Regions from separate parts of the Homo sapiens genome. Here region 1 is linked to region 2. A link is a loop called in an ENCODE intact Hi-C map of the cell type or tissue named here. Cell type or tissue: HepG2. All regions are shown on one strand. Links, peaks and the distances in the headings refer to the core of each region. The heading gives the core; the rest is flanking DNA. Region 1 has its middle 64 kb from the start of ERBIN. Region 2 has its middle 14 kb from the start of ERBIN.

Region 1 (16,588 bases), core at 6,380-10,379, 52 kb after region 2:
CAGTTAGCATAGGCTTGGCATTTAGTTGGTACATGACAAGTCAAGAAATTATTGTTAGATTGTTACTTTTTTTTTTTTTCTGAGACGGAGTTTCACTCTTGTTGCCCAGGCTGGAGTGCAATGACCCAACCTTGGCTCACCACAACCTCCACCTCCCAGGTTCAAGCAATTCTCCTGCCTCAGCCTCCTGAGTAGCTGAGATTAGAGGCATGCACCACCACACCCGGCTAATTTTGCATGTTTAGTAGAGATGGGGTTTCTCCATGTTGGTCAGGCTGGTCTCAAACTCCCGACCTCAGGTGATCTGCCTGCCTCGGCCTCCCAAAGTGCTGGGATTACAGGCATGAGCCACCGCTCCCTGCCAGATTGTTATTCTTTTGACCCTTTACAAGGTTCTTTAATCAACTCAACCTCACATAATATTTTATTATTATGACGAAAAGTACACAAGATAAGTATTATTATAGCCCTTTTAAAGATAAGGAAATTTTCAACCTCACATAATATTTTATTATTATGATGGGAAGTACACAAGATAAGTATTATAATAGCCCTTTAAAAGATAAGGTAAGGAAGGCCTAGAAACATTAAGAATGTGCCCAAGATGGAATAGCTGCTTGATGACAGAGCTGGGACATGCATTTCATTATGTTTTATATAAAATTAACCATAACACTAATTTGCTGATTCAAAATAGGGTTAAACTATTAAACAGCAGTGAAACTGGTATTCTAATCAGAAGGTTTTTTTAAATTCATGAGTAAGGTAAATGTTGCTAGACACTGATTTTGGAAATTCTATTATTCCTTAAAAACAGCCACAAATTTCTTCTATTAGCAGCAGCAGAAATTATTTTTAAATATTAAACACTTTATATGCTTATATATGTGTGTTTTAAACATATGTTAAACATTTAATTACATTAATTAATTTCGAGACAGGGTTTTGTTCTTTCTCCCAGGCTGGAGTGCAGTGGCCAGATCTAGACTCACTGCAACCTCTGCCTCCCAGGCTCAAGCGATACTCCCATTTCAGCCACCCAAGTAGCTGGGACCACAGGCGCGCCACCATACCTGGCTAATTTTGTGTTTTTATTAGAGATGGGATTTCTCCATGTTGGTCATGCTGGTCTCGAACTCCTGACCTCAGGTGATCTGCCCGCCTCAGCCTCCCAAAGTGCTGGGATTACAGGCGTGAAGCCACTGTGCTGGCCTGTTAAACACTTTGTATCCCTTTCGATCATCAGAATCACCCTCTGAGGTAGGCATTATATTCTTTTTATGGATGGTAAAACAGTAATAGCTAATATTTATGGCCATTTTGTTTGCATCAAACATTGTGCCACGTATTTTACATGCATTATCTCGTTTTAATCAGTTCAACAACCTTCTGAGATAGAGAGCCACTATTATTATCCCAGTTTGCTAATGGAGAGAATATATATGCAAATTTGCTATTAGAATTGAAGAACAGGAAACTTTTTATTATACATTGTTTTATTCTGCTTAATTATGTAATTTAAAGGTCCTGTGAGGATTATTTTGTCAGAGCCAGTCCCATTAAAAATAATCGTTCAAGTAGAGATTGGGGAAAAAAGAGTTGTCAGGGCAAAATTATGCTTAAAGTATGTTTGCACATTCCTTTTTTTTTTTTTTTTTTCGACAGGGTCTTACTCTGTCACCCAGGCTGGAGTGCAGTAGTGCAATCAAGGCTCACTGCAACCTCTGTCCCCCAGGCTCAAGTGATCCTCCCACCTCGGCCTCCCAAGTAGCTGGGACCACAGGCATGTGCCACCATGCCTGGCTAATTCTTGTCCTTTTTGCAAAGACCAGTGTGATGGTTAATACTGTTAACTTCATTGGATTGAAAGATACAGAGTATTGATCCTGGATTTGTCTGTGAGGGTGTTGCCAGAAGAGATTAACATTTGAGTCAGTGGGCTGGGAAAGGCAGACCCACCCTTAATCTGGCGGGCACAACCTAATCAGCTGCCAGTGAATATAAAGCAGGTAGAAAAATGTGAAAAAGAGATGGGCCTAGCCTCCGAGCCTTTATCTTTCTGCCATGCTGATCCTGCCCTCAAACATTGTACTCCAAGTTTTTCAGTTTTAGGACTTGGACTGGCTCTCCTTGCTCCTCAGCTTGCAGACAGCCTATTGTGGGACCTTGTGATCATGTAAGTTAATACTTAATAAACTCTCATATATATGATATATATATGTGTATATATATGATATATATGTATGTATATATGATATATGTGTATATATGATATATATATATAATATTTTATATATCCTATTAGTTCTGTCCCTCTAAGAGAACCCTAATACAACCGGGTTTCTCCATGTTGCCCAGGCTGGTCTTGAATGCCTGAGCTCAAGTGATCCGCTTGCCTCGGGCTTCCAAAGTGCTGGGATTACTGGCGTGAGCCATGGCTCCGGCCTGTTTGCACATTCCTTTGATCTCACACACTCTCCCAGCTTGTAGAATAAGACGACATGCCGCGAAAAACTTGAATTTGGGGGAGTCATTGTATTAGCCAGGTACTGTCCAGTTTGAGTAAAAATAAATTCGGTTTGGCAACTGCACAGTAAATAATAAACTATTCTTAACACTTAGTAACACATCATCGGTTTTCCAAAGATAAAAACGGTGTTGGGGTCAAAGAAGTATGTTGTTTCAGGGCATATGTTGCTATTAATAAAACATTCTCTCTGCAGGAAGTATACACAGACAGCTCACAAAAACAGGAAAGTCACTCAGGAACCTGGTTTAAAACTCCTGGTCTGAACTCATGAAATTGCCCTGAAGTCATAGAGAGTAGATACCACAAATTAGAAGTCAAATGAAGAGCATAGTTTTTTTCATACTTCAACTGGTACAATTCTGTACTTTCAATCCTGTGAAGGCAGATCTAGAGAGACTTATTAATAGAACTTTTTACACCAATCCCTTCATTTTGGGGATAAAGATACGGAGAACAAAGTTAGATAACATCTAGTGTTTTTGCCTGCTCAAATCCATTTCCCCTTCTGGTAACAACCCATCCCATGGAATTCTGGGGGCTGGACTCTTTCCCGACTCAAGGTCTTTTTAGTGTAGAGAGGGGTGATCTCACCTCCAGCTTCAGGGGTGGGCATGTATCAGGCACGGACAAACAGGGTCACATTAACGCACTCACTGACAGGTATGCGGGAGATCTGAATTGATTTAGTACAGAAGGAAAACTAAACCCAAGACCACACAGTTAATGCCAAAGCTAGGACTATAGCCTGAGTCTCCCACCTCTAAGACCAGTGATCTTTTCATGCTACCATGCCACAAAACATACATAAGTTAAAAAAAAGTTCTTACTAATTTAAAAGGTAGCTGTATTTCAGTGCTAATATACCAGACTGTCTCAGGTCTGCACGACTTCCTGTTTGTATGTTAGGTACCTGGAACATAAGCCCACATTTCCTTCTATGTCCTTAAAGAGAGTAATGATTTATAGCAGGGTAAAGAGGGTACAATGATCATTTACTTTATATTCAATGTTCCTCTAAGGCCACTTATAAAAATTATCTTATGCCACCAGGATACCACTATTCATTTTAGACAATTAATGATTACACTGTGACTTATAACCATTTGAAAAGGAGGCTGGGAAAAAATGGGAGCGAGTATAGTATTACATAATGCTTAGAGTGGTCCTATGGGAGTGACTGGATTATAGGTAATTTCCCCCTCATTCCTTTATTTTCCTGGTATGGGGGTAATATAATATTTCAAAAGTAAATAAGCTGATACTTTTGTAGCAATCTGATTATTCAAAGGCCAATTAACTATGCTTCAAATTATTCAACCCCTTTGCTACTCTCTCACAACTCCCTCCTGTTTCTGTTTTGGCTGTTCATTGCCTCCTTAATTCTATCTAGGAGAAAAAGTTGTGAGACTCAAACCAGACAATATTCTGCCTATTTCAGGGCTTAATTTTCATAAGAGTACCTGTGAGAAGGTGTGGCTGGATCAGGGCCAGTGACCAGGGCGCCCAGGAAGACTGTGAACACCCAGGAAAGCCGTGAGCAATAAAGAGGGACAGTTTAAGAATTATCCATATCGATTTTTAATTAACCATAGTAACATGCCCTTTTATGACCTCAGGAAAGTGGGAGTTGGCAGTACTGTACTTAAAATTATATTTGGTTGTCACACCAGACCTCAAACACAAAATGTCTAAACTGAATCCTGTATCTTTCCCTTCCTGAAACAGTTACGCACTCCATCCCCATCTCTATGCATGACTTCCATCATCCACTCAGCCAGAAATGTGGAACTTATCCCCAACTCTTCCTCACTGGCTATACTTAAAAATCATCAAGTCCCTCTTCTGTCTTCTTCCCCATTCTCATGGTTGCTACCTCATCGATTGCTATCTGGACTAATGCAATTAATAGTTTCTCAGCCACCAGCCTCCTCCTTCCTACAGTCCTTCACAATGATCTTTCAGATAAATGGCAAATCCATTTTGAGAGTGAAGGAGAGAAAGGACTCAAGGATCACTCCAAGGTTTCTAAACAAAGCAGCTGAGTGACTAATGATGCCATTATCTGTGATACGGAACAATGGAAAAAGAGGTCCTAGAAGAAGACAACAAACTCAGTTTTGGACACGTTGAGCTTGAAGTGCATGTAGTGTACACGTCTATCCTATAATAAAACTTACCAAATGATAAAGTAATGATCATTTGGTTTGGGAGTGTCTTTCTGTTCTTAGATTGTAAGTGTTTTAAAGGTACAAATCAATCTTTATTATATATTCAGCACTTTTCGCAGTGCCTGGCACAATAAATGTTTGTTAAGTTGCAATCCTTTCTAAATTAATATATGTGGGAGCTTAAATTGCTATGTATTATATGAGTTTCAGGCTAGAGGTGGTGGCTCATGCCTGTAATCCCAGCACTTTGGGAGGCTGAGCTGGGAGGATTGCTTGAGCCCAGAAGTTCAAGACCAGCCTGGGCAACATAGCAAGACTCCATCTCTAAAAAAAAAAAAAAAAAAAAAGTTAGCCCCGTGTGGTGGTGTGCACCTGTAGTCCCAGCTACTCAGGAGGCTGAGGTGGGAGTGAGGTGGGAGGATCTCTTGAGCCTGGGAGGTCTAGGCTGCAGTGAACCATGATTGTGCCACTGGACTCCAGCCTAGGCAATAGAGTGAGACCTTGTCTCAAAATTAAAATAAAATAATTTTCATTTAAAAAAGTGTAACTCATATCACAGACCGAGGGCTAATTCCCTTAATATATAAATAATTATTATAAAATAAGAAAAAATAATCGAAGAAAAATACACAAACAATATAAACAGCTTACAGGTCAGGAAATAAAAATAAATCTTTACATATGGAAAGACCTTCCTTATATTAAGGGAGATTTAAGATTTAAGGGTACAATGAGATACCATTTTCCACCTAAGACTAGCAAGAATTAAAATGTCTACAAACTCATTGTGTTGGTGAAAGTGGGGGAAAACAGGCTTTCTTATATAATTAAGGCAAAATTTTAAATGCCCAAAGCTGTTTTCATCCTACAGATATATTCTTAGATGTGCAAGTTAGCATACTATGCAGTCATTTAGTGCAGGGGTCCCAACCTCTGGGCCATGGACTGGTACGGGTCCATGGCCTGTTAGGAACCAGGCTGCACAGCAGGAAGTGAGTAGCAGGTGAGCCAGCATTACGGCCTGAGCTCCGAATTCTGTCAGATGAGAGGCAGTAATAAATTCTCATAGGAGCACGGACCCGTTTGTGAACTGCACATGTGAGGAATCTAGGTTGTGTGTTCCTTATGAGAATCTAATGCCTGATGATCTGAGGTGGAACAGTTTCATCCCAAAACCATCTCCCCAGCCCCTGACCTCTGTGGAAAAACTGTCTTCCACAAAACCAGTGCCTTGTGCCAAAAAGTTTGAGGGCCGCTGCTTTAATGGAATGAAGCAGTTCAACGTTACTAATATAGACTAATCCCAAAGATAAATTGTTTAGTGAAAGAAGTAAGGTGTAAAGGAGTTTGGATTGTGTAGTAGCTTTGGTGTAAAACACAAGACTATACATACATATACTTCTATATACAAAGTATGTTTCCGTAAGAAACTGGTAATATGGTTTCCTCTGGAGAAGAGAACTGTAGAACTGAGATGTAGATAAGAGAGAGACTTTTCACTGTACACTCTTTTGTGCCTGCTGAATTTTGTGCCATGCAAATATGTTAAGAATTTTACCAAAAGTAGAAGTATGTCTACTCTACGACCCAGCAATTCCACCCCTTGGTATATACCCAAGAGAAATGAGTGCATATGTCCACCAACAGACATGTACAAGAATGTTTGTAATAACTTTTCTCATCATACTAAAAAATCGAAAAACCCCTAAATGTCCATCAACAGGAGAATAGATATATAAATTGAAGTATATTTATTTAATGGAATACCATACAGTAATAAAAAAGAAAAAAATGATGACGCAACTGAACAGGAAAATAATGTTGAGTTACAGAAGCCAAAACAAAAGAGTAAATACTGGGTGGTTCTGTTTATTTCAAGTTTAAAAATAGGCAAAACTTATAAATGGTGATAGAAGTCAGAATAGTGGTAACTATTCTGGCAAGAGTAGGCTAGGAGTATGGGGCAAGAGGATATTGACTGGGAAGAGATAAGAGAAATTGTGGGGTTGCTGGGAGTGTTCTGTGTCTTGAGCTGGTGGTGGTTAAATGGGAATATACCTATGTTAAAAAAAAAAACTGAGTTGTACACTAAAGCTCACTAAATACACTAAATGTATTTTACTGTATGTTATACTTCAATAAAGACATTTTTAAGGCATGAAAAATACACCTTACCAATTTGAAAAAAGTAGATAAAATACTATTAAACAATTTACCTAAATATCAAGTGACTTCTCCCTTTACATTGATAAAAGTCAATGTGGCTGTGTGTGGTGACTCACACCTGTAATCCCAGCATTTTAGGAGGCTGAGGCAGGTGCATCACCTGAGGTCAGGAGTTTGAGACCAGCGTGGTCAACATGGTGAAACCCTGTCTCTATTAAAACTACAAAAAATTAACCTGGCATGGTGGCAGGCACCTGTAATCCCAGCTACTTGGGAGGCTGAGGCAGGAGAATCGCTTGAACCCGGCAGGCAGAGGTTGCAGTGAGCAGAGATCACACCATTGCACTCCAGCCTGGGCGACAAGAGCAAACCTCCATCTCAAAAAAAAAAAAAAAAAAAAAAAAAAGTCAATGCAACTTTCATACTAAGAACCAATAAAAAAAAATAGGGAAACTGCTAGGGATTTCTTTAAACTAAAGAGAGAGAAAAGTAAAGCAACTATTGATTGTAACAATAAAATTCTGATTAAACCAATTATAAAAAACAAAATGAAAGAATTATCTATTATGACCTTAAGTTCTCAAAGACTGTAACATAATGCTTCGGCCCATCAGGGGCTAAAAAAATTCTTTCGTAAATTTGTTAAACAACTTTTAGAAATGTAAGCGTATAGGAGAAAGCTTTGACTGACATTTTTTCAGGGGATGCCATAGTAACCGAGAGAGAGTTCAGTTTGTTGAAAAGTGGTAGTTAGACTTGGAAGGGACAAGGGCAATGTGGAGTAATAGGGTTTATCTGGTCCACAGAGAGGTAGAACAGTGGTGATCTTTGTAGAGAAAAGGTCAGAAGAACCAGGTAGTCAGGAAGAAGAGAGAGAGAGGCAAGAAAGAGACAAGGCTCTAGGCACCCAGAATGTTTAAAAGTGAACAAAAAAAAAGGTATGTGATACTATAAAACAAATTGCTTTAGGATACATCAGGAAAGCTCAAGAATGAGAGGAGGGAGGGGGACAGTTACCCAAAGTGAAAGCAACAAGTCCTGCTTTTTAGACTTTTTCAGTTCAGGAAGGTGCCAAAGGCAAGTATTCAGGTCAGCCCTCTGCACTGAAGGATTTCAACTTCTAGTTTATTAGGGTTTTTTCCCCCTAATAAGTTACTTCTCTGATTAAAAAGTAATAGAAGCTTATTGTAGAAAATTTGGAAAATGCAGAAGAATATTAAGGAGAAATAAAAAAATCACTCAGAGATGAACACTGTAACATTTTGGTATAGTACAATTTATTTTTCCTTCCTTCCTTCCTTCTTTTTTTTTTTTTTTTTTTCAGAGTCTTGCTTTGTCACCCAGGCTGGAGTGCAGTGGCGTGATCTCAGCTCACTGCGATCTCAACCTCTTGGGCTCAAGTGATCCTCCCATCTCAACCTCCTGAGTAGCTGGGACCACAGGTATGCACCACCATGCCTGGCTAATTTTTGTGGTTTTGGTAGAGATGGGGTTTTGTCATGTTGCCCAGGCTGGTATAGGGCAATTTCCAGCAAACAGAGAGCAGCAAAATGTCAAGTCAGTGAAAGGCTCCCTTGCCTTGGGAACACAAATGTTGTTTATTCTTGGAGATTCATCATTTTATTTTATTGGTGCATTTTTTACTAGAAGATTCATGACGGCAGAAAATTTTGTCTGTGTTGTTCATTGCTATATCCCCAGTGACTAGCACATAAGTGGCATTCCAGGAATATTTGTTAAATTACCTTTTTTTTTTTTTTCACATTTACTTAGGAAGATTAGCTGCTATTTCTTATTTTTTCCCTTCCATAATTAAAACATTTTAAATCATTTTCATGATCCATTTCATGACTTTTCTAATTTACCAGATCAATCTAGTCATTAAGTAGATCTATCTGTTGAAGTTGGGAAAATGTCAAATGTAAACTAAAGCTTTGTGGTTTATATGAGTGTCCCCATTTTATTTCTTCTATGAGGCCTTTTCATGCACTATCCCTGAAAACTCGCAAAAACGATTCCTTCCATTCTTTATGTTAATCTATTGTTCATATAATTTATCAAAAAGAACTCGAGGCCTGGTGTGGTGGCTCATGCCTGTAATCTCAGTGCTTTGGGAGGCCGAGGCAGGAGGATCGTTTGAGGCCAGGTGTTCCTAAACCAACATATTCAGATCCTTATCTCTACCAGACCAAAAACAAAACAAAACAAAACTTAGCTGGGCATGGTGGCATGCACCTGTAGTCCTAGCTACTGAGGGAGGAGGATCTCTTGAGCCCAAGAGTTTGAGGCTGCAGTGAGCTATGATTATACCACTGCACTCTAGCTTGGGGACAGCATGAGATCCCATTTCTATTAAAAATAATAATAATAACTTGAAAATCAATTTAACATCTAGGGCATTACAGCTTATTTTTTAAAGGAAAAACAGGATTTTTTTAAAAAATTTATGTTGGGATACTATATTTTTTCCCTCCAAAGCAGGGGTGAGACCTCTTGGCTCACTGCAGCCTCCATCTCCTGGGATCAAGCAATCATCCCACCTCAGCCTCCTGAGTAGCTGGGACTATAGACACACGCCACCACACCCAGCTAATTTTTAAACTTTTTGTAGAGACAGGCTCTCCCTATGTTGCCTGGGCTGGTCTCAAACTCCTGGGCTCAAGGGATTCACCTGCTTTGGCCTCCCAAAGTTTTGGGATTACAGGCATGAGCCACTGCATCCAGCCAGGACTTACCTTTGAATAGTGAAACATGATCAAGGAGATTCCATGATGTTTAGAAGTCTATGAAGGAAGAAAGAATATTAAATATCTTGCAGTAAAATTTTTCAAGGAGGGCAGATGAAATTACTCAAGCTTGAAATAGAGCCACAACTCTGCAGTCAACAGTCTCACTGTTGGAACTAAAATAAGACCCTTGAAATCCTCCAGAATCAGAGGTAGCCAGGATCCTTCAAACACCCCAAGCCAACAAGGCCTCAGTGCCCACAACATAGTTATTTGTGGGGTGGGGGATAACAAAAGAATCACACAGTTAAGCAAAGAGGGGTTTTATTTGTTCACATAACTGGGAAGTCTGGAGGTAGACCTAAGCTAGGCATGGCTGGGTTCATATCAGGGTTCTCTCCCAGCATCTACATGATCAAATCTCAGGAGAGACTGATCGGTACTGCTTGGAGCATCTACATATTTGCTGGAGCAATAATACTAATCAGAGAATAAGTGATTTGAATTGGCAAGGCCTGGGCCACATGTCCATCCGTATGAGTAGAAAGTGGGATCAGCCTCACTCAAAATAAGTGAGGTGGATTTTCCATGAGAAAGAGGGGTTCTGTCAACACCTGGAGTAGGAAAGGGTATTAGTGACAACGTCAAGCCCTGTGCCCCTGGAAAACAGCAAGGATCAGGAAACCATCTCCCTCCAACTTTTTTGTTTTGTTTTGTTTTGTTTTGAGACAAGGTCTTGCTCTGTTGCCCAGGCTGGAGTGCAGTGGTGAGATCTTGGCTCACTGCAACCTCCGTCTCCTGGGTTCAAGTGATTCTCCTCCCCCAGTCTCCCAAGTAGCTAGGACTACAGGTGCACACCATCACGCCGGTTAATTTCTGTATTTTTAGTAAAGACGGGGTTTTGCCATGTTGGCCATCTGGTTTCAAACTCATGACCTCAAATGATCTGCCTGCCTCTGCCTCCCAAAGTGCTGGGATTACAGGCATGAGCCACTGCGCCCAGCCTCCCTCCAACCTTTGTGTTCCAGGAAATGACTTACAGCAAATAATTGCCCTTCCCCATACGACTTAGAGACTTGGAGTGACCCCCTTGTCTAACTATGACAAAGCCATATAGAGATCCTCTAATTTCCCATTCTTTGACTCATAAATGATTAGCTGACCTGTTTGTTTCCACAGGCCAATCTGGACAAAATGCCTGCTAACTGGGCTAAACTTTAGTCAGGCCTCTGTCATTCTTCCAAGTCCCTGAACTTGGCCCACCCTTAAACATTAGAGCTAGGAACAAGCCCTCCTTAATGGCCCCTACTGAGACTAGCGTACCCAGCAGGGGGAACTGTTCCCTGACGCACCGCAGGATAACCTGCTCATCCTGGTAGACCTCACCTGCTTCCTTCCAGCCTGCTTTCCTCCTCCCTGTAAAAGAAAAGCCCTTTTCTGCCTGGTCTTGGAGATGCTTGCAGATCTTACAGTTGACCATCAGAGCATTCTCTCTATTATAATAGTCCTCTTCCTCTTACTGCAATAACCCTTTTGAGTAAAGTCTCACTTTACCTCTGTCCAGATTTGCTATTTGACCCTGGCCAGAGAAAACAATAGATGTCTACCACAACACACTATTATCCAGTTGGATGGGGCTTGAGGGGATGAAAATTAGTTACACCCTCCCTCTAGCTCTCAGTTTTGAGTCAGTGGAGACATAGAAGCAGGGAATCTGGGAGCTCAAAATGTCAGTCTTAAAAAGGAAGGAAGTTCTGACACCATGCTACAACATGGATGAGCCTTGAAGACATCATGCTAAGTGAAATGAGCCAGTCACAAAAAGGACAAACACTGCATGGTTCCACTCCTATGAGGTATCTAGAGTAGTGAAAATCATAGACACAGAAAGTAGAATGGTGGTTGCCAACGGCTGGAAGGAGGGGAAAATGATGAATTGTTGATTAATGGATATAGAGTTTCAGCTTTGCAAGAGGAAAAAGTTCTGGAGACTGGTAGAGATTGGTTAATGCAAATATAATTAATACTACTGAATTGTACACTTAAAAATGGTAAGATGATAAATTTTATGTCATCTATTTTTTTAAACCACAATAAAAATTATTTTTTAAAAAACATTAGTTCACAGCTAATAAAGCTGGTTGGAGAATGTGGCATAGTCTGTGGCCAAATGGGCTTACTGATACTCACTTCCCTGAATTAAAATAAACCTCTTCTAACTTCAGTCCTTTTTGCAGGGCAGGGCTTACTCTAGGAAACTTATTGCAAGGTAAGTCAAGTCCTTAAGGTCTGGCCACTCAGAGAGAAAGAGGGGCTGAGTCACACATTTAGCAATTCTTTCCCTCAATCTTGCCAAAGAAGGTGCTTTTTCCCGAGGAGAGAGTGAGACAAGGGAAGAAGCCCAAGCATCCCAAGCTGTCACTCGTGGGGAGCAGACAGAGAGCTGAGGGGATAAGCATTCACCCCTAACCAGTGTGTTGAAAGAAAAGCTGGGTACCTGTAATCCCAGCACTTTGAGAGGCTCAGGCAGGTGGATTGCTCGAGCCTAGGAGTTTGAGACCAGCCTGGCCAACATGGTGAAACCCTGTCTCTACTGAAAATACAAAAATTAGCCAGGCATGGTGGTGCGTGCCTCTAATCCCAGCTACTTGGGAGGCTGAGGCACCAGAATTGCTTGAACCCGGGAAGCAGAAGTTGCAGTGAGCCAAGATTGTGCGACTGCACTGCAGCTTGGGCGACTGAGCAAGATTCTGTCTCAAAAAAAAAAAAAAGAAAAAAAAAAGAGGAAGGAAGAAAGAAATAAGGAAGGAAGGAAGGAAGGAAGGAAGGAAGGCAGGCAGACAGGCAGGCACATTAGGGCAAGGCTCTCATGCCTGTGATCCCAGTGCTTTGGGATGCCAAGGCAGGAGGGCTTGAGACCAGGAATCTCAGACCAGCCTGGGCAACATGGAGAGAACTCATCTCTACCAAAGCAACAAAACAAAATTAGCCGGGTGTGGTGCTGAGAGCCTATAGTCCTAGCTACTAGGGAGGCTGAGGCAGAAGGATGGCTTGAGCCCAGGAGGTCAAGGCTACAGTGAGCTATGATAGTGCCACTGCACTCTGGCCAGGTGGGTGAAAGAGCAAGCCCTGTCTCTAAATAAATAAATAAAAAGAAAGACGATATTAGAATATAAATTTGAAAATTTATAAAGATGATAAAATTTATCATCTTACCATTTTTAAGTGTACAATTCAGTAGTATGAATTATATTTGCATTAACCAATTGTATTCACAGTATCACTAGGATAACAGGATGTAAAGTGATCTTTCTTTTTTCTAAATTAAACAAATATTATTGTTATGCCTTTTAAAACATAATTCTGCTAACATCAGAAGTACCACATTTATAATAATTTGATACACACAATTTATTAAGTGGCTAAAAGGGAAAAAACAAAGAGAATTATTAATGTACAGTTCACATTTTATAATTATGCTAATTATTTTCTGGCTTTTTCTCATGTAAGGTTCATTAATATCATCAGTGAAGCTGAACAGTTTCAGAATGCTTTTAATTGACATTAATGCCAAAACAAAAGGATAATTTTCCATCGTAAACATTTATCTGATCAACATGTTTTCATTTGAAAAAGAAATACATTCCCCTCAAGCACAAAAACTTTAAGATCAGATACAAGTAGATTAGATATATTTGACTGGATGCACATTTTTAAAAATATATATAATTTAACTCACTATAGTGCTAAGGACCTTCCTAGAGATATTGGATGTGCTTCCAACATCTCTATGGAGAAGGTAGTGTAGATTTCATTTTGCTAGTTTATCAGATGAGAGTAAAAGAAGCGTATTGTGCTAAATTATGTGCTTCAGACCATACAACTAAGGAGTGAAATAGCTGCATGTAAAACTCCATTCTCTTTTCTCTGTGCTTTTCAAAGAGTGTGTGTTTAATTATAAGCTTTTCTGCTGGGCACGAAGGCTCACACCTGTAATTCCAGCCCTTTGGGAGGCTGAGGCAGGAGCATCAGCTGAGGTCAGGGGTTTGAGATCAGCCTGGCCAACATGGTAAAGTCCTGTCACTACTAAAAATACAAAAATTAGTTGAGTGTGGTGGCGTACCCCTGTAATCCCAGCTGCTTGGGAGGCTGAGACAGGAGGATGGCTTCAACCCAGGAGACAAAGGTTGCAGTGAGCCGAGATTGCACCATTGCACTCCGGCCTGGGCAACAGAGTGAGACTCTGTCTCGAGGAAAAAAAAGAGCTTTTCTCTCTCATTTAATGTAATGAAAGGTTATCTATGAAGGTTGCAGTTATTCACAATCAGATTTTAAAGAGAAAAATTATTCATATTGTGTGTAAATTATACTTCAATTAAAAAACTTTTTCAATATAAAACAAAGTCAGAGAAAACTTTTCTCTGTGGGAACTTCAGGCAAATGAATGAGTACATTCAGAGTAGGCTGCAGTATGACACTTTGGATAGCACAGGGCAAAAATATTATACTTTGCATCTTTAAAAAAGAGGTCACATAGATACTGCTATGTCAAAATTGTATATCCTCTATCAGCCCAAAGCACATTTGGCTTGAATAATTTCCACATCCTCAGAGACATTCATTCTCTAAGGAATCAATCCATTTAGGAAATTATGTCCTAGAACTTGTACTAAAAAATGAAGGGGGCTTATCTATCACACTTGTTTTGAGAGGAAAATGGTGTGCTTTAGATAAAACATTACAGTGACCAAAATACCTCCCATCTGTCAACTTTATATTCCTCTCATTCACTTTCACATCATGCACTTGGTAGGACTCATAGGAGAAAAGCAGACAAGAACCTATTTTTACTGCTGTTGAAAGCATGCCAGTTTGGCAAGGGTGTGGAGCAGTGGGCACTCTCATGCACAGTAGGAGTATAAATTGGTTCAGCCTTTCTGGAAGGTAATTTGGCAATATACAGGATGTCAACATTTTAAATAAGCATATCCTTTGGCCCAGAAATTTAATTTCTGGGAATTCATCCCACTGAACAAATTGGACAAACATGCAAAGATATACATAAAAGGCCTTCATGAAGCATTGTTTACAATAATGATAAATTAGAAATCACCTACATCTCTATCACTAGGGGACTGATTAAATACATTATGGTAGATCTGTTCAGTGGAGTATTTTGCAGTGCATTAAAACGACCACGTGGCCGGGCGTGGTGGCTCGTGCCTGTAATCCCAGCACTTTGAGAGGCTGAGGTGGGCAGATCACCTGAGGTCAGGAGTTCAAGACCAGCCTGACCAACATGGAGAAACCCCATCTCTACTAAAAATACAAAATTAGCCGGCCATGGTGGCGCATGCCTGTAATCCCAGCTACTCAGGAGGCTGAGGCAGGATAATTGCTTGAACCCGGGAGGCAGAGGTTGCAGTGAGCCAAGGTCACGCCATTGTACTCTAGCCTGCGCAACAAGAGCAAAACTCCGTCTCAAAAAAACCAAACAAACCAAAACAAAACCATCATGTACACTTGTGTTTATTGCTAAGAAAAGGTTACAAAACAGCATCTGGATTGTGAAAAGTTTTCTACATGCATAGGAAGAAGCCTGGAAGGATGCATAACATAACATGATTATCTCCGGGTTTCAGGGTTTCAAATGATTTTTACTTCTTTATTCCTTTTATGTTTGTTGAAACTGTCCCATCAGCATGTATCACTAGTTTAATCATAAAATATACGTCATAGTAGTCAGCTTGGGCTGCCATAACAAAATACCACAGATTGGGTGGCTTAAGCAACAAAAATTTATTTCTCCCATTCCTGGAGGCTGAAAAGTCCAAGATCAAGATATCAGCTGGTTTTGTTCTTGGTGAGGGCCTTCTTCCTGGCTTGCAGATGGCCTGTTTTTCACTGTGTCCTCACATGGTAGAGACAGAGAGTGAGAAAGACAGAGAGAGAGAGACAGACAGACAGACAGACAGACAGACCAAGAGCCTTGTACCTCTGCCTGTTCTGCTTTTTTTTTTTTTAGGGTTTTTTTTTTGTTTTTTTTTTTTTGAGACAGGGTCTCACTCTGTTGCCCAGGCTGGAGTACAGTGGTGCAATCATAGCTCACTGCAACCTCCAACTCCTGGGTTCAAATGAGCCTCCAGCTTCAGCCTCCTGAGTAGCTGCCACTACAGGCACACACTACCACACCTGGCTAAGTTTTATTTTTTATAGAGACAGGATCTCACTTTGTGGCTCAGGCTGGTCTTGAACTCCTGGCCTCAAGTGATCCTCTCACCTCAGCCTCTCAAAGTGTGGGATTACAGATGTGAGCTGCTGTACCCAGGCTCTGCCTCTTTTTTTTTTTTAGACAGGGTCTTGCTCTGTTGCCCAGGCTGGAGTGCAGTGGCGTGATCTCGGCTCACTGCAACCTCCATCTCCCAGTTCAAGCAATTCTCCTGCCTCAGGCTCCCGAGTAGCTGGAACTACAGGTGCCCACCACCACGCCCAGCTAGTTTTTGCATTTTTTTAATAGAGATGGAGGTTCACCATGTTGGCCAGGCTGGTCTCAAACTCCTGACCTCAAGTGATCTCCCCACCTTGGCCTCCCAAAGTGCTGGGATTACAGGCATGAGCCACTGCGCCCGGCTGCTCTGTCTCTTCTTATAAGGGCATCAGTTCTATAGGATTAGGGTCTAACCCTTATGATGTCATTTAACCTTTATCACCTTCTCATAGGCTCTATGTCTAAATATAGTCACATTGAACGTTAAGGCTTGAACATATGAATTTTGTTGATGACATGTCTTCTGGCTTAAAAAACAATTAAGACATGTATGTTAGGCCCTTCTTGCATTGCAATAGAGAAATAGAGCATGGCGGATCTCGGCTGTAATTGTAGGACTTTACGGGGCCAGGATTGCTTGAGGCCAGGCATTTGAGAACAGCCTGGGCAACATAGCAAAAACCCATCTCTACAAAAAGTTTAAAAATTATCTGGGCGTGGTGGCTCACAC
Region 2 (16,588 bases), core at 5,454-9,453:
ATATGCTTAATAATCTTTTTTTCTATGCTATATATTTTGTAAACTATCAAAGCTGAATTTCTTTCAGATGTCTTATGAAGTTTTTAAATATGGGGAGAGAAATAAATAATGCATTATGATTATTTGTGTGGCTTCTGAAACAAGACTGCTTGAATTAGAAACTTGGCTACTTGAGTGACCTTGAGCAAGTTCCTGAACACCTATAAACATATACTTGAGCATCCTCTTCTCTAGAAAGGAGATTATAATACTGCCTTACAGATTATTAGGAAAACTAAATGGGACAATGCTCATAAAGTATTTAACGCAGTATCACAGTGCTTGGCAGACTCAAAAGTATTAGCTATTACTAGTAGTGCACTCTTTTTTTAGAGACAAGGGTCTCACTATGTTGCTCCAAGCTGAACTACAGTGGCTCTTCACAGGCACAGTCATAGCACACTGTGGCCTAGAACCCCTGGGCTCCAGCGATTGTGCCACCTCAGCTTCCTGAGTTACTGGGACTAGTGTACTACTGGACCAATCGTAGTAAAGGCACCAATAATATGTACTATGCTTCCACTATTTCCATTATTTCTAAGGTGACCATATAGTCTATCATCCAAAGTAGGATACTTTGAGAGTGAACAAAGACATTATTAATAATTACACAGGGGTGGGGCTCAGTGACTCATGCCTGTAATCCCAGCTCTTTTGGAGGCCAAGGTGAGCAGACCGCTTGAATCCAGGAGTTCAAGACCAGCCTGGGCAACATAGTGAAACCACATATCTTCAAAAAAATGCAAAAATTAGCTGGGTATAGGGTGGGTGCCTGTAGTCCCAACTACTTGGGAGGCTGAGGTGGGAGGATCACTTGAGCCCAGAAGACAGAGGTTGCAATGAGCTGAGATCGTGCCACTGCACTCCAGCCTGGGTGATAGAGTGAGATCCTATCTCAAAATAATAATAACAATAAATAATAATTACACAGGGACAGCAAATGTAAAACTAAGACTGTCCTGGATCAACTGAGGCAAATGATCAAACTAATAATTTTCAACTTTGTGCCTTCTTCTGATCCACTTCTCCTCTCCAGTCCTCCCTAGTATGAATCATAATCTATTTCTATCATATTACAATATGCATACCTCTTTCCAAATCAGAGCAGTATTAAATCAACAAAAGAAGTTTATTTAGACTTCTACTTAGACTTCTGTTAGACTGCTTATTGCCCTTCAATGCATGTTTTCACTTAATACTATCTTTCTTTAGGTAATGAAATTGCTCTTTTCCTCACTTATTCCCACACTTAATAAATTTACATTTTTCTATAATATTTTATTTTAGAAAACTGTTTAGCATAAAAAATGCCATGAAAATAGCCAATAAATTGGAATTAAACATAATTCGAGGTGTAGTAAGATGCTTAAATGCCCTGTTCAAAAATGCCAACTATGTTACATAGAAACTTTATTTACTAGTTAAGTATCACATCATTCCTATTTTAAAGTCAGAGTAGGCCAGGCACGGTGGCTCACGCCTGTAATCTCAGCTCTTTGGGAGGCCGAGGCGGGTGGATCACAATCAGGACATCGAGACCATCCTGGCTAACACGGTGAAACCCCGTCTCTACTAAAAATACAAAAAAATTAGCCGGGCGTGGTAGCGGGCACCTGTAGTCTCAGCTACTCGGGAGGCTGAGGCAGAGAATGGGGTGAACCTGGGAGGAGGAGCTTGCAGTGAGCTGAGATCGCGCCACTGCACTCCAGCCTGGGCGACAGAGGGAGACTCCGTCTCAAAAAAATTAAAAAATAAAAAATAAAGTCAGAGTAAATTCTCTCTGTATTGTCAAAAACTACTGTATCATAAGCAGACTACTGGACAAATCTCACCTACGTCTGATTTAATCAGTATTGGAAAATGATGTTTTTCCATTGAGTTTTCTAAAATAATTCTGAATATACTTTGGCACACATACTTTATTCCCTTGGGATGAAATTTATTTTCTGGGAAGTGACTATAAATGCTGTCAATTTCCTTCAAAAATGCTGATCTAAATTATAACATATTTTTAAATATTTCCTCTCCCTTCTGTTTTTCTCTAGCTTCAGATCTATTATTTTAGTTTTCTTAGCATTTTTCCCAGGCTGGAGTGTAGTGCCATGATCGTAGCTCACTGTAGTCTCAAACTCCTGGGCTCAAGTGATTCTACCACCTCAGCCTCCCAAAGTGCTGGGATTACAGATGTGAGCCACCATGCCTGGCTCCAGTTTCCTTAGTTTTTAATTACTTTCAATTCTCTTGTTCTTTTAGTTTTACTCTAAGATGAATGGTTCTCTAAGATGGATGGTTTTCCAATTCTAACTTATTTTCAATTCTTTTGTTCTCCTAGTTTTTCTCTAAGATGGATGTTTCTTTCTACTTCTTGAAATTCCCTCTGAGGCTTTTTGTTTTCTTATACAAAACTATATGTAGTATATCTTTCATATCTCCTGGTATGTAGCATACCAAGCTATTAATAGAAATACTTTTTATTCTTGATATTTTATTTAATTTACCTATATCTGACCACTGGGCAACAAGAGTGAAACTCCGTCTCAAAAAAAGAAAGAGAGAGAGAGATAGAAAGAAAGAAAGAGAGAAGGAAAGAAAAAAGAAAGGAAAGAAAGAGAAAGAAAGAAAGGAAGGAAGGAAAGAAAGAAAGAGAGAAAGAAAGAAGGAAGGAAAGAAAGAAAAAGGTATGGGCACTGACATTAGCATTTACTAGCTGGTGACTTTGGATAAATCATTTAATCTCTTGTGTAATGCTTCATGATTTATAAAATAGAATAAGTCCTATCTAATCTTTCTTTTTCTTTTTTTTTTTTTTTTTTTTGAGACGGAGTCTTGCTCTGTCACCCAGGCTGGAGTGCAGTGGCGCGATCTCGGCTCACTGCAACCTCCGCCTCCCGGGTTCATGCCATTCTCCTGCCTCAGCCTCCTGAGCAGCTGGGACTACAGGCGCCCACCACCACGCCCAGCTAATTTTTTGTATTTTTAGTAGAGACGGGGTTTCACTGTGTTAGCCAGGATGGTCTCGATCTCCTGACCTCGTGATCCACCCGCCTAGGCCTCCCAAAGTCCTGGGATTACAGGCGTGAGCCACCGCACCTGGCCTAATCTTTCTCATAGGATTATTGTGGGCACCAAACAAGATGATGAACATGAAAGCACACTATCAACACTACACAAATAAAAGCTATCCTTTTTTTTTGTATCAAGAGGACTGCAATTCATTATCATCAATAAAATATAATAAGCCATATTAAATATCTATTGACTTAGTTGCTCCGTAATATACATATTTTAGATTACATATTAAATGCAATATCTATTCTCTATAAAGCCTATGCTGTAACCCATAAGAGAAAACAAGCATAAACTCACCAAATCTTATATAAAAATTTATTATTAATCCAGATGCCAAAAATTCAGAAATTTAGATAATTCTGACACTAGCTAGATTTTACACTATGAAAATGTCACTAGGCAAATAAGAAGTGTTCGTTTCAGGGAGAATAATTGGCCTACTTAAAGAAAATAAGCTTTTAAAACTCTAGAATCTGAGAATGTTCAGTAGTGGAAGAATAAGCAGGAAGAAACCTCAGAGGTCATCCTGTTTCTGCTTCAACTGCATTTTATAGCTGAGCGAACACAGGTTTGAAGACTTGCCCAAAGTCACTCTACTGGTTAGTGGCAAAACCATAATTAGAACTCAGTTCCCTCTCACCTCAGTATATGTTCAACCATGCCACATTGCTACCACATAGCAATCCAAACACGGAACAACCCAGCAGCCACCAAAGAAAAGTTTGACAGAACTATGTTGAAAACTCCTGTTGGCAAAAGACACCAAACAAAGTTAAAACATTAGAAAAAATATAAGAAACAATTTAATATCCATATATACAAAGAGCTCTTATAGGTCTGGGAGGAAATAACAATCCAGTTGAACTATTTACAAAATCCAACTGGACAATCCAATTAAACCATTTACAAAAGACATTTTAAAAGTTTACAAAAATACATATATAAAGAGCCAATCAATATTTGAAAACATGTAGGGGCTTTAAAAACCTAGGTGAGGAATAACCCCATTTGAAATGAAATGATAATGAAACTCTAGCCAGCTTTGGCTGTTATTATTGTATTTGGGGCAGTGATTGTTTTCCAGTTCTCTCAAGCAAAGAGAACTCCACTGGACTATAATTAAAGGGTGCTCCCATGACCTGAACAGAAAGGGAAGTGAACTAATCTGATGATCGTGGGTTGGAATTAAACCAGTTTAAACATGGTCCCTGAAACTAGACAAGAGTCTTTCTGGTGCCACTCTCCATGAATGTCAGTAGGGAAGTTCATGGAACTTTTTGAGGAAGCATGGAATATTTGAGGAAGCACCATCTCAAAAGGGTCAGACCTGGGCATATCCTAGTGAACCCCTCCTTGATCATATTCCTCTAGACAGACCACCAGGCTTCTGGGTATGTATTTGCCATAGTTTTCCCAAATTCCAATAATTACATACTTTGCCCAATTCCAATAATTATATACTTTGGAAACCATGGATTTTAAAATAAGGGCTGAACAGTGTGAGATGGCAGCAAATTGTTCTGGCAAATCAAAAGTGCTGTTTGTGTAATGGATTTAAGGCCCTGAAGGGAATTAACTCTCAAATTCTCCTAGGTTAAATGGATTAAAGTTCTATTTGGACTAAAGAATCCTATGGAAGGATCTAAGGAGGCCAGTGCAGGAACAGCTGCAGGAGTCAGGGAGAGAGAGGAAGAAAGTCTTTCTCTTTCTGCCTCTATTTATAATATGGACTTTATCCGCTCTTCACACTTCCTTGAATTTACTTCCTGCCAGCTATTATAAAGACAAGTAATAGGGAAAAAATACGGGCTCAGGTAGAAGAAGGGAAAAAACTAGGCTCAACATAAATTTTATTTATTTTTTTTAGATGGAGTCCCACTCTGTCGCCCAGGCTGGACTGTAGTGGCACAGTCTCAGCTCACTGCAACCTCCAACTCCCGGGTTACAGCAATTCTCTTGACTCAGCCTCCCAAGCAGCTGGGATTACAGGTGCCCGCCCCACCACACCCAGCTAATTTTTTTTGTATTTTTAGTAGAGACAGGGTTTCGCCATGTTGGCCAGGCTGGTCTTGAACTCCTGACCTCAGGTGATCTGCCAGCCTCAGCTTCCCAACGTGCTGAGATTACAGGTGTGAGCCACCACACCCAGCAACATAAATTTTTAAAAGACTAAAACAGGCTGGGCACGGTGGCTCAGGCCTGTAATCCCACCACTCTGGGAGGCCAAGATGGGTGGATCACTGAAGGGCAGGAGTTCAAGACCAGCGTGATCAACATGGTGAAAGCCTGTCACTAGTTCAAATACAAAAATTAGCTGGCATGTTAGCCTAGCATGGTGGCAGGCACCTGTAATCTCAGCTGCTTAGGAGGCTGAAGCAGGAGAATCACTTGAACCTGGGAGGCAGAGACTGCAGTGAGCAGAGATCGTGCCATTGTACTCCAGCCTGGGCAACAGAACAAAACTCCATCTCAAAAAATAAATAAATAAAAAATAAAGGACTAAAACAGACCTAAAACTAGGAATTGAAATAACATCTTTTTAAAAGATTAAAATGTTTGTAGAAAACGAGATGAGAGATGTGAGAGTTAAAATTGTGAAAAAGAGCAAGTAGAGGAAAAAAAAAGATTTAGGGTTAAACTTTCATAAAAGCCAGAACATGAAATGGATTTCAGTATAATGTATACATAAGAAAATTTTTCGATAAATATTTAAAGATGAATGGCATTAACATTAAAAGACGTATTGATTTAAAACTTGTAAATCTATAATATAAAAAATAATAAAACAGTAACAAGTTCTGAATTAGTTAAAAAGAAAGAGAACTGCTAGAAGTCATTCAGTTCCTAAGTGAGTCTGATTTCCCCTGGAAAGAGGATCCTGCAGCACCAGGAGCCTCCGGGGTAGAGAATTAATGAAACAGAAGGCCACTCTGAAACTGCTCTGAGACCCTGAAGCTCATGGCTCACAAAGTGTCCTTCTCAGCTAGCTGTGCAAGCAAGCATCTGACGCCTGAAAGCCCAAGCTTCTACAGCTGATCCAAGCAACACAGCTCAGCCTCTGTAAACTTCTCCCAAGCCTTCCTCCATTCCCTCCTCCTCTTCAATACATTCCTATCAGAATAATAAATTAGGATGCTGGTTAATAGATAACCTGCCTGTACAAGACTATGTAGCTCGGAAGTTGGAGAGCTGGAATCTGAACCCAGCAACCTGAAAGACCAGAGCATAAATGCCAACCATAAACTATATGTAAACCTGTAACTACTTTTAATGCCTGCAACAGTAGATTTCCCACACCATGTATAAGCCAACATTTTCACTTCTAATCATTGGGTTTTGTTTTGTTTTGTTTTAAATCCACAATCTTCTGTCAAATAAAAACAAAAAGTTTTAATTTCAACTTGAAATACTTCCTGTTTTTTCATCTTCCTCTTCTTCTGCTCCTTTCAAACAAAAGCTGATCCCTTTCTTTTATTTTTTCCTCTCCATAAGGGCAATATGTATGTGTTATAGAAAATAAAGGATTTACAAAGTATACAAAGGAGGACAAATAATTCCACTGAATACCAACAGCTAAAAATAAGACCCTGATTATGTTGTTATTCAAGTGCCTGAGTATAACTATATAGACTAGGTGATTTCAAGGCCCTTGCTCCAGAACATAATACTTTTAGGTAGCAGCAATATGTGATTATGCTAGATCCATAACTAGAGTCACATCTTTTTTTGTGAGATCGAGTGAAAAATGAGCCACTCTAGTTTGGTTCTTCAGTAGCTTACCTTGTGGTAAAAACATGTGTTTTTTTCTTAACTTTATTTATAATCATACCGTCTTATTTTACCAAAAAACAATTGTATTGGGATCTTGCTGGTAACCATTCCTTATACGTGTGTAATGGAATATAACAAAAACAGAGTGAACATGGCTCACTCAGTGATGATTTTCAATACCGATATACTAAGTGGTCTCTAAGATCTTGGTATTCTTCCCTTTTCCTTTAATGTAAATAGGACTCATTGATGGTTCTCAGGCACTAGTGGAGAAGATAGTTTAAAAATAATTCCCAACAGAAGTTTCCATTCACAGATTCTACCTTTTACTTTCTCACGCTACCTCATTTAAAGTCTTTTGTGTTTAAAAGTATGTAATAGCCCTAAAAGAAGGTATTATGTGTTTCATCTGTTGCTCCAGAAGAAGTGAAAAACCAGACTATTAACCTGCTGTGTAATCCCTGCACGGACCACAACGCCTTTCAGTGGGAAGCCAGGCTAAGCCAAGAGCAGGGAGGATTGCAGTTTAAACATTGCAGGGTCAAGTTCAACATTTGTTCCATTCACAGAACTCCCACTGACATCAATGGGAGTTTTGTGCAGAGTAGAACTTCTTCCTCAGTTAAATTATTTCTGTAGTGCCTTCTATTTTTCCAGAACATATTCCACAAAGAATGTAATAAAGTATATGTAGTACTTCTCTTTTTTTCAGGCCTATTATTAATTTTAATAAAATTCCATCAACAAAAAAAACATTTTTCTTATAGGACATGATTTAGAAGGTCATTTTGCAGAGAATGTGAAGAGACTTTCATATAATTCTAGAGTCATCTGTTTGCAATTTTTGAGATTTTTTGGTATGTGTGATGTAAAAAGCACAGTTGAATTCAGTCAACAGCCTTTGAACCTCTGAAACTTTGTGCCCTATGATACATCATAATTGACTGATTGGGTACACAGAGTTCTTGAGCTTCTTAGATCAAGATACGTGGAGCTAGATATCAATTCCACAAGTATTCTGAGGTAAATAAAAGTCGCTAAATAGGAAAAGTAAAAGCACTGAAATTTATGTAATTGTTGGCAATCTACATTAGTGAAGAGTTGGAACACTATGTTGTAATTTTATTGGGTAATATAGTAGCATCAATTACAATTGAGTATTTTAATAAATAAATACTCATAATTTATAATTACTCATTGTTTATGTGACTTGTAATTTTAAGGGAACTTCTACTTTAGTATAATATTAGATTTTCTTTCTTTGCATAGCTATAGGTATTATCTAACATTTCTGTCAGTTTGGGAAATTACACACTAATTTACATTACAAAATGAATTACTGTATCTAACACCATAACTTAAGGTCATTTTTGACATTTCAGACTTAACAGAAAATCTAAGGTTTCTTATAAGCCAAAGGAATACTCCAGATTCAAAAATCTGGTATATGTTTTGCTTAATATTCAGAAATATTTTTAAACAGATTGGATTCTAACCATCATTAGTATTCTTTAAAAAGCTTTGGCATGATACATTGATACTTCACATAAGGGAGATGCTCCTTTTTTTCTGTTGCTCAGGAGAGTTTTTCAGAAGGCAATCTGTGGAAGAAGAAAGCTGATAGAAAGTAAAAATAGAGGCTGAGGAAGGAGGATCGCTTGAGGGCAGGAGTTCAACACCAGCATAGTCAACATAGCGAGATCCTATCTCTACAAAAAAATTTTTTAAAATTAGCCAGGTATGGCAGCATGCACCTGTAGTCCCAGTTACTCTGGAGCCTAAGGTGGGAGGATTGCTTTAGCCCAGGAGTTCAAGGTTCCAGTAAGCCATGATCACACCACTGCACTCCCATTTGAGTGACAGAGTGAGATCCTGTCTCGGAAAAATAAAAAAAGAGAGAGAAATGGCACTTTTCTGGCCTACCCACTCTTTGTTATCACTAAACATCAGCCAACTGCAACATTTTATACTGAATTTTAGTTTTCTAGAGGTCCATTCTTCTTTCAAACTGTAACTCCGTCAAGTCTTTCAGAGAATCATGAGATCACACAAACTACTACTTATTAATAGTGTGCTCAATCAGTAAAATCTTCTGAGGAATTCAAACAAGTGTCAGCTATCATCGATATTTACAGAGTGTCTATTATGGACCCAGTACTAGGCTGGGCGTTTCACATGTGATAAGTCATAAAGTAATTTAAAAGACACCAAGTTATGATGTTTTGCATAAATCTATAAGGTATATGCAATTCTAAGAGGAATTGGTTGTTCCATGGGCCTGGGAATCAGCAAAGTCCCTACTTGTGAGTAACCGTGATATGTAGACTGTCCATTCTTTTGTGGCCTTTTGAGTTGGGTACTGTTGTGAGGTTTTTAAGGATGCTATGGCTGGCAGTTTAAAAATATGTCCACAAATTCTTTGACATTACTGTCACCGAGAGGTGCAATCTATGAACCCTCTCCTTGAAAATGGGCTGTTTTTTAATTCTGTTTCAACCAATAGAGTACAGAGGAAATAATATGGTGTGACTTCCCAGGTGAGGGCATAAAAGGCAATGCAGCCTCCACCTTGTTCACTGGAATACTTGCTCTCGAAGACATCAGCTGCTAAGTGAGCATTCTGACTGCCCTGAAGGTGCCATGTATGGGAAAGGCCAAACTAGCCCACATGGAAAGACCACTTGGAGAGGCCCTGTGATTACATACAGGAAATGAGAGACAAAGAGAGAGAGCTCCCTGGCCAGCCCCCAGCTGCCCCACCCTCCCTTCCCCCTAACTGTTCAGCTCCAGCCATAATATATATATTATATAGTTTGGCCATATAAATTACATAAATGTTTTATATGTAAAATAAAATTGTATTTATTTACTTATTTAGAAACAGGGTCTCCCTCTGTTGCCGAGGCTGCAGTGCAGTGATGTGATCATGGCTTACTTCTGTCTCCACCATCTTATAATATATCTCTGACTATATATATATATGTTATATATATATAACTATATAATAAGATAGATAATAATAAGATAATAAACTCATTTCATTCCTTCTTCCGTTATCCTGTTCCCTCCCTTTAGGGAGTCATTTCTATTAGTTTTGTTTTATGTTATATTTTTTAAAGATTTTTCATTCATTTATGTTCATTTTGAGACACCACGAGGGATGACAATTAGGCTTTACGCCAAATTGCTACAGTAATTTTTAGGATCATGACAGTTGTAGATTGAGGAAGAATTAGTCTTCTGATGAAGTGGTCTTCATGAAAACAGGTCATTTTGGTTTTTATCCCCTCACTGCTTCCTCATCAAAGTCTTTTTAAAACGGAGAAGTAGTTCTCTGCCTCTCTTCCTCATGGTTATTTACCTACCACATCTACTAAAATGTGCTTATCTAGTTAAAAGATTTTTTAAATGGTTAGAAAGTAGAATTCATAATAGGATTTCATTTTACATATATAGATGTTTGCAAGAGGAAAACTGGTGACAGCTAGATCACAAAAATTTTTTTCCAGGACATTGGAATAATTTATTCAAGTCAGTATTTCATATCAATTTAGGTTTGTGAGGTTGGCAAGCTTTCATTGAGTTGGCTAAGGCTTAATACATTTGGTACGATATCTCTGGTTTCAGCTCCACACCTCCAATCTCATTCTTTTTTTTTTCCACAAGACTTTATTTATTTATTTTTATTTCCATAGGTTTTGGGGGAACAGGTGGTGTTTGGTTACATGAATAAGTTTTTTAGTAGTGATTTCTGATATTTTCTTGCACCCATCACCCGAGCAGTATACACTGTCCCCTATTTGTAGTCTTTTATCCCTCTCCCTCCTCTCACCCTTTCCCCCGAGTCCTCAGTGTCCATTGTATCATTCTTATACCTTTGCATTCTCATAGCTTAGCTCCAACATATCACAAAATATTGAAGCTACTTATTTATGGAGAGTGAAATTTAAAGTGATTTCATTTTCATTCGTTTTTATCTCTATTTTCTCATTTTCTATATGATAATATACTCAAATAATGCTAAAAAGGTAGTTTTCTTTCCCTTACATAAAAAGATAAAATATTCATTTTAAAATAACCACTCAAAAGTGGAATTGCTGTTTCATGGGTGTAGTTTCTGTTCGGGATGATGAAAAAGTTCTAGAAATGCATAGTGATTGATTGTTTCACAACCTTGTCAATGTACTTAATGCCATTGAATTGTACAATTTATAATGGTTAAAATAATAATGTGTATTATGCATATTATACCACAATTTAAAAACTACATAAAGAAGTTAAAAGTATTACTACGGATGGGCTGGGCGCAGTGGCTCACACCTATAATCCCAGCACTTTGGGTGGCCAAGGCGGGCGGATCACTAGGTCGGGAGATCGAGACCATCCTGGCTAAAACGGTGAAACCCCGTCTCTACTAAAAATACAAAAAATTAGCCTGGCGCAGTGGCAGGCGCCTGTAGTCCCAGCTACTTGGGAGGCTGAGACAGGAGAATGGCGTAAACCCGGGAGGCGGAGCTTGCAGTGAGCTGAGATCGGCCACTGAACTCCAGACTGGGCAACATAGTGAAACTTAGCCTCAAAAAAAGAAAAAAAAATGTGTATATATATATATATGTGTGTGTGTGTGTGTGTGTGTGTGTGTGTGTATTTTTACTACAGATGATCCCTAGAATTAAATGAAACTTCTTATGGACCATGATCTTGCCATGCTTCACTTATGTTCTTTAGACCAGCATCCAAAACACATTATTACTTGCTTGGTATGTAGGAGTAAAAAATATAAATTAATATTTATTGAGGGGCTGAGTTTTTCTTTTTTCTTTTTTTTCCCACAAGCCTACAAAGTTGATACTTTTCTTTTCTTTTTTCTTTTTATTTCTTTTCGTTTGAGACAGGTTCTCACTCTTGTCTCCCAGCCTGGAGTGCAGTGGTATGATCTCTGCCCACTGCAACCTCCACCTCCTGAGTTCAAGCGATTCTCCTGCCTCAGCCTCCCAAGTAGCTAAGACTACAGGCAGCCCCACCAGGCCCGGCTAATTTTTGTATTTTTTCTGGAGATGGGATTTCGCCATGTTGCCCAGGCTGTTCTCGTACTCTTGGGCTCAAGTGACCCTCCTGCCTTGGCGTCCCAAAGTGCTGGGATTACAAGCGTGTGCTACCATCCCTGGCCTCATTTTTTTTTATATATATATGCATTTTTTTCACATAGAGGGGCTGAGTTTTTAAACATAAAATGTGTGTACATTTTACACACAATAAGTCATTTAATAGTCCCCAAAGTCTATGAGATAAATACCATTATTATCTCCATTTTGAATATGAAGAAACTGAGGCTAAGAAAGTTTAAGGCCACTCAGCTAGTTAAGTGTCAAAACAGGGTCTGATTCAAGGTCTGTTTGACATATCACTGCTCTTCACCTCCTTGTTAGAGCAATTTGACTACATCAGCTCTATACAGTGTTGCCATATAGAAACTTGTTACACAGCATCTCCATGGTTATGAAAAATTCTTTCCTAACTTTCCAGCTATGAGTTTACTTAAAGAGTCTGCCATGTTTATTTTTAAACTTTTCTGTTTCCACTATATTTTAAAAACTGATTAGGCCAGGCACAGTAGCTCACGCCTGTAATCCCTGCACTTTGGGAGCCCGAGGTGGGCAGATCACAAGGTCAAGAGATTGAGACCATCCCAGCCAACATGGTGAAACCCTGTCTCTACTAAAAATATGAAAATTAGCTGGATGTGGTGGTGCACACCTGTAATCCCAGCTACTCAGGAGGCTGAGGCAGGAGAATCACTTGAACCCAGGAGGTGGAGTTTGCAGTAAGCCGGGATCGTGCCACTGCACTCCAGCCTGGCGACAGAGTGAGACTCCGTTAAAAACAAAACAAAACAAAACAAAACCCCAAAAAAAAAACCTGATTAACAGAGTTTTCATGGAAATCATTCACATGATTATTATTCTTATTAACTTTATCATCATGCTAAACATGATCATTATGGTACATTTACTTTGGTTAGAGACAAAGTCAACAAGAAGATGCAATTTAAGATGCATTTTGAACACATTTTTCTGAAGCAAGGTTAGTAGCTTTCTGGAAATGATGTAGAAAAGAATCACCCAATTATCTTTCTAAATCCATCAATTCAGAGTCTACAGGGTCCAAAGAGAGGACCAAGGTTTGGTCCTGAGTTTAAAAAACAGAGTCAGCTCACACATTCTTTTTCCAATTTGGAAGCTGAAGTTTTATCCTTTGCTAGTATACTGGAAGGGCAGCACATTAGTTCTAAGACCCACCCCTTACTTCTTCCTCATACTCCAAAGTTCTTAGGAGTGAGTGCTGGTTAAGGGTTGGTAGAATTTATACGCACTAGGATCTTCTGGCATGGCTTAGAGTTCCTGCAAGGACCCTAGAATGAATTCACTCCCTTAGATGCTATTATGAGTTTCAATTTTGAACCAGACCTCTGACCCACTCTTCGACGAGCAATTAATAGGAACAAGTTTCTTTGAGACCCTTGGACTGACCCTTTGGATACTGAAGGCTCAAGTTTGGGATGCAGTAAGCTACCTAGGATTTGAAGTTCAGATGAGCAATGAAATGAAACAGTGTACTGGAAGCCTGCTAATAACTTTGCACTGCATTGACTTAATTTCCCCAAATAAAATATAATAATGAATTCATTTAAAATAAGGAAGCTATTTTGAGAGCTGTCAACACAAATGGAAATTTGGGAGCTGTGCAAACTCACTACTGAAAGAAATATGAAAAACAATTAAAATTATCAATATTACCCATGCTTTTAGTACGAGGATGAAAAAGTAAAGTTCATGCCAAGAATTTGTTCAGTCATGCAGAACTGAAGTCTGAGCATGCAAGTGACTCAATCAGAATCAAAGGAGGATAATGAAATAGGCCTTTGAGACATATAAAGAACATATAAAAATTGGATAAAGACGCAGAAACAAACAAACAAACAAACAAACCACCTCCCACATTCTTGACCCTCATAGAGTCCAAAATATTTGACACTGAGAATATCTTCCACTCTCCTTGTTAAGCCCCTATAAGAAGTTCTTTAAATGAATTTCAACTGCCCATAAATGTGCCCCAGCCATTGTACAAATGATCAGCATTAAACTTTCTCATTTGGAGTCAGGCATGGTGGCTCATACCTGTAATCTCATCACTTTGGGAGGCTGAGGCAGGAAGATTGCTTGAGTCCAAGAGTTCGAGGCTATAGTGAGCTATGATGGTGCCACTGCACTCCAGCCTGAATGAGACCCTGTCTCCTAAAAAAAAAAAAAAAAAAAAAACCCATTTGAAAAGAAGGCATTTTTACCACCCTAATTCAAAGGTTACAAACCTAAATAACCATGGAAAGGCATGCACAGGAAATAATAAATGTATATTCAATGTCCATTACCCTTGTTCATGAGGGAAGCTTTGAAATAGAGAATCCAAAACAAATGTTAACCTCCAAATCACTCATACTTCCACTTGAAGTGTATTTGTTAATTGTAAATTGTTTCCCTATTTTATCTTTACTTAGGTGAGGGCTTCAAAACTTCAGCACTATTGACATTTTAGACTGGACAAGTCTTTGCTGTAGGGGCTGTTTTGTGCATTGTAGGATGTTACTAGTGTCCCTGGTTTCTACCAATAGATGCCAAAAGCACCTCATATTTGTGGCAACCAAACATGTTTACAGACATTGCCAAATGTCCCCTTTGGAGCCAAAATCTCTCCCAGTTGGAAACCACTGATTTACACTGCTATAAAGATTAGTTCACCTTTTCTGCTGGGCACACACCAGCTGGACAATAGGGAAAGTGATCTAGGAGAGAACAAGATGAAGCTGGCCCAGGACAAAGAAAATGTATTGCAGATAACCTGCAGTGTGGATAATCAACAAGTAATTCATGGGAATTAAATATATGGTTGGGAGCATCTTATTAGAGTCAATTGGTAGACAGTGAATGATTGAGGTTGATATGAATACCAGACGTAGTTATAATCACCTTTCGGCTACCCGACTCTGGCTGCTGAAGATCAAATCAAGTATTCCTTTTATAGAACTGCATGACTTGATACACATTGTGCATTTGAGAGCTTGCTTGTTTTTCAGTCATTGACAGCTGGTCTAGAAGAAAGGCTGCCAGACACTTGGGTCATACAACCAATCTCAAAATGCATATTGGGCCTGAGAAGATACAGAGGTGATGACTAAGTATTTTAAGAAGGAAGAAGTAATCACTTCTAACTTAAATGTAATTTGATGGTGTTTCTGCCACATTTAGGCAAAATGTGTTTTAGCCTCCTTTATGTATTTGTATATATTTTATGGACAAAACTTTTATTTTTATGAGAAAGTCTTAAGTTATGACAACAGGATGGTTCATGAATTGGTACTCTGAAGACCACTAGTGCAAAATACAGGCTAAATCTCATGCCCCCTTCCAGTCACTACCTCCCCCTTCCCCACTAGACCAACTTCTAACAGTATAAACTTTCGCCTGTTTTTGTACTTTATGTAAGTGGAATGCTATGTGTATTATCATGTCTGTCTTCTTTCACTTGACATTGTTTTGTGAGATTCACCCAGGTTGTTGTAATTTGTTCTTTTTCATTGCTAGCTGTTATTCCAATGAGTTCATATACCACAATTAATTTCTCTACTGTTGGGTTGTTTTCAGTTTTAGATATTAAAAACAGTTATTTTCTGAAAAAAAAATAGGCTAAAAGGTGCATTCATTAGGAAAACATGTATGTTGACTGTATTTTGTGTGTGTGTGTGTTATTCTATTAATCATACTGACTGGGTCCCGAGCTCTTTTGTTTTCCCAGTGTGAGACATTTAACAAAAAAGGTATACGGATGTGCCCACGGACTGGAAAATAGTTTACTCAGTTGTAATTAATTAATTTTTTTTTTTTTGAGACGGGGTCTCGCTCTGTCACCCAGGCTGGAGTGCAATGGCATGATCTCGGCTCACTGCAACCTCCGCCTCCCGGGTTCAAGCAATTCTCCCGCCTCAGCCTCCTGAGTAGCTGGGATTACAGGCATGCGCTATCACGCCTGGCTAATTTTTGTATTTTTAGTAGAGACGGGGTTTCACCATGTTGGTCAGGCTGGTCTCGAACTCCTGACCTTGCGATCCACCCACCTCGGCCTCTCAAAGTGCTGGGATTACAGGCGTGAGCCACCGCGCCTGGCCTAATTAATTAATTAATTAATTAATTTTATTTTGAGACAGAGTCTTACTCCGTCACCCAGGCTGGAGTGCAGTGGCATGATCTCGGCCTACTACAACCTCTGCCTCTTGGGTTCAAGCGATTCTCCTGGCTCAGCCTCCCTCATTCTCCTGAATAGCTGGTATTACAGGTGTGTGCCACCATGCCCGTCTAATTTTTGTATTTTTAAGTAGAGACAGGGTTCCACCACGTTGGCCAGGCTGGTCTCAACTCCTGACCTCAAGCGATCCACCCGCCTCAGCCGCCCAAAGTGCTGGGGTTACAGGCATGAGCCACCATGCCTGGCCTACTCAGTTGTATTTATATCAAGTTCAACAATCATACTCTCTGCATTCTTTTTTTTTTTTTTTTTTTTTGAGGCAGAGTTTCATTCTTGTTGCCCAGGCTAGAGTGCAGTGGCGCGATCTTGGCTCACTGCAACCTCTGTCTCCCGGGTTCAAGCGATTCTCATG

The links. Hi-C counts contacts between places; a loop is a spot of excess contacts. Peaks named below come from ENCODE experiments on the same cell type or tissue, not always from the same donor. Only the 100,000 strongest peaks of a DNase experiment are listed, where the experiment ranks them.
Region 1: a loop joins it to region 2, with 2.7 times the contacts of the local background. A loop is called at or near these places in 15 of 110 quality-filtered maps.

The regions. Positions count from the first base shown.
Region 1 is chr5:65,853,867-65,870,454 of GRCh38, reverse strand. No RefSeq gene overlaps it. Among named protein-coding and RNA genes, the nearest start is that of ERBIN, 64 kb to the left of the region's middle. In HepG2, for the core only: no CTCF peak of the experiment used is centred there; no DNase peak of the experiment used is centred there.
Region 2 is chr5:65,904,505-65,921,092 of GRCh38, reverse strand. No RefSeq gene overlaps it. Among named protein-coding and RNA genes, the nearest start is that of ERBIN, 14 kb to the left of the region's middle. In HepG2, for the core only: no CTCF peak of the experiment used is centred there; a DNase peak (open chromatin) is centred at 7,382; H3K4me3 peaks cover 577 bases.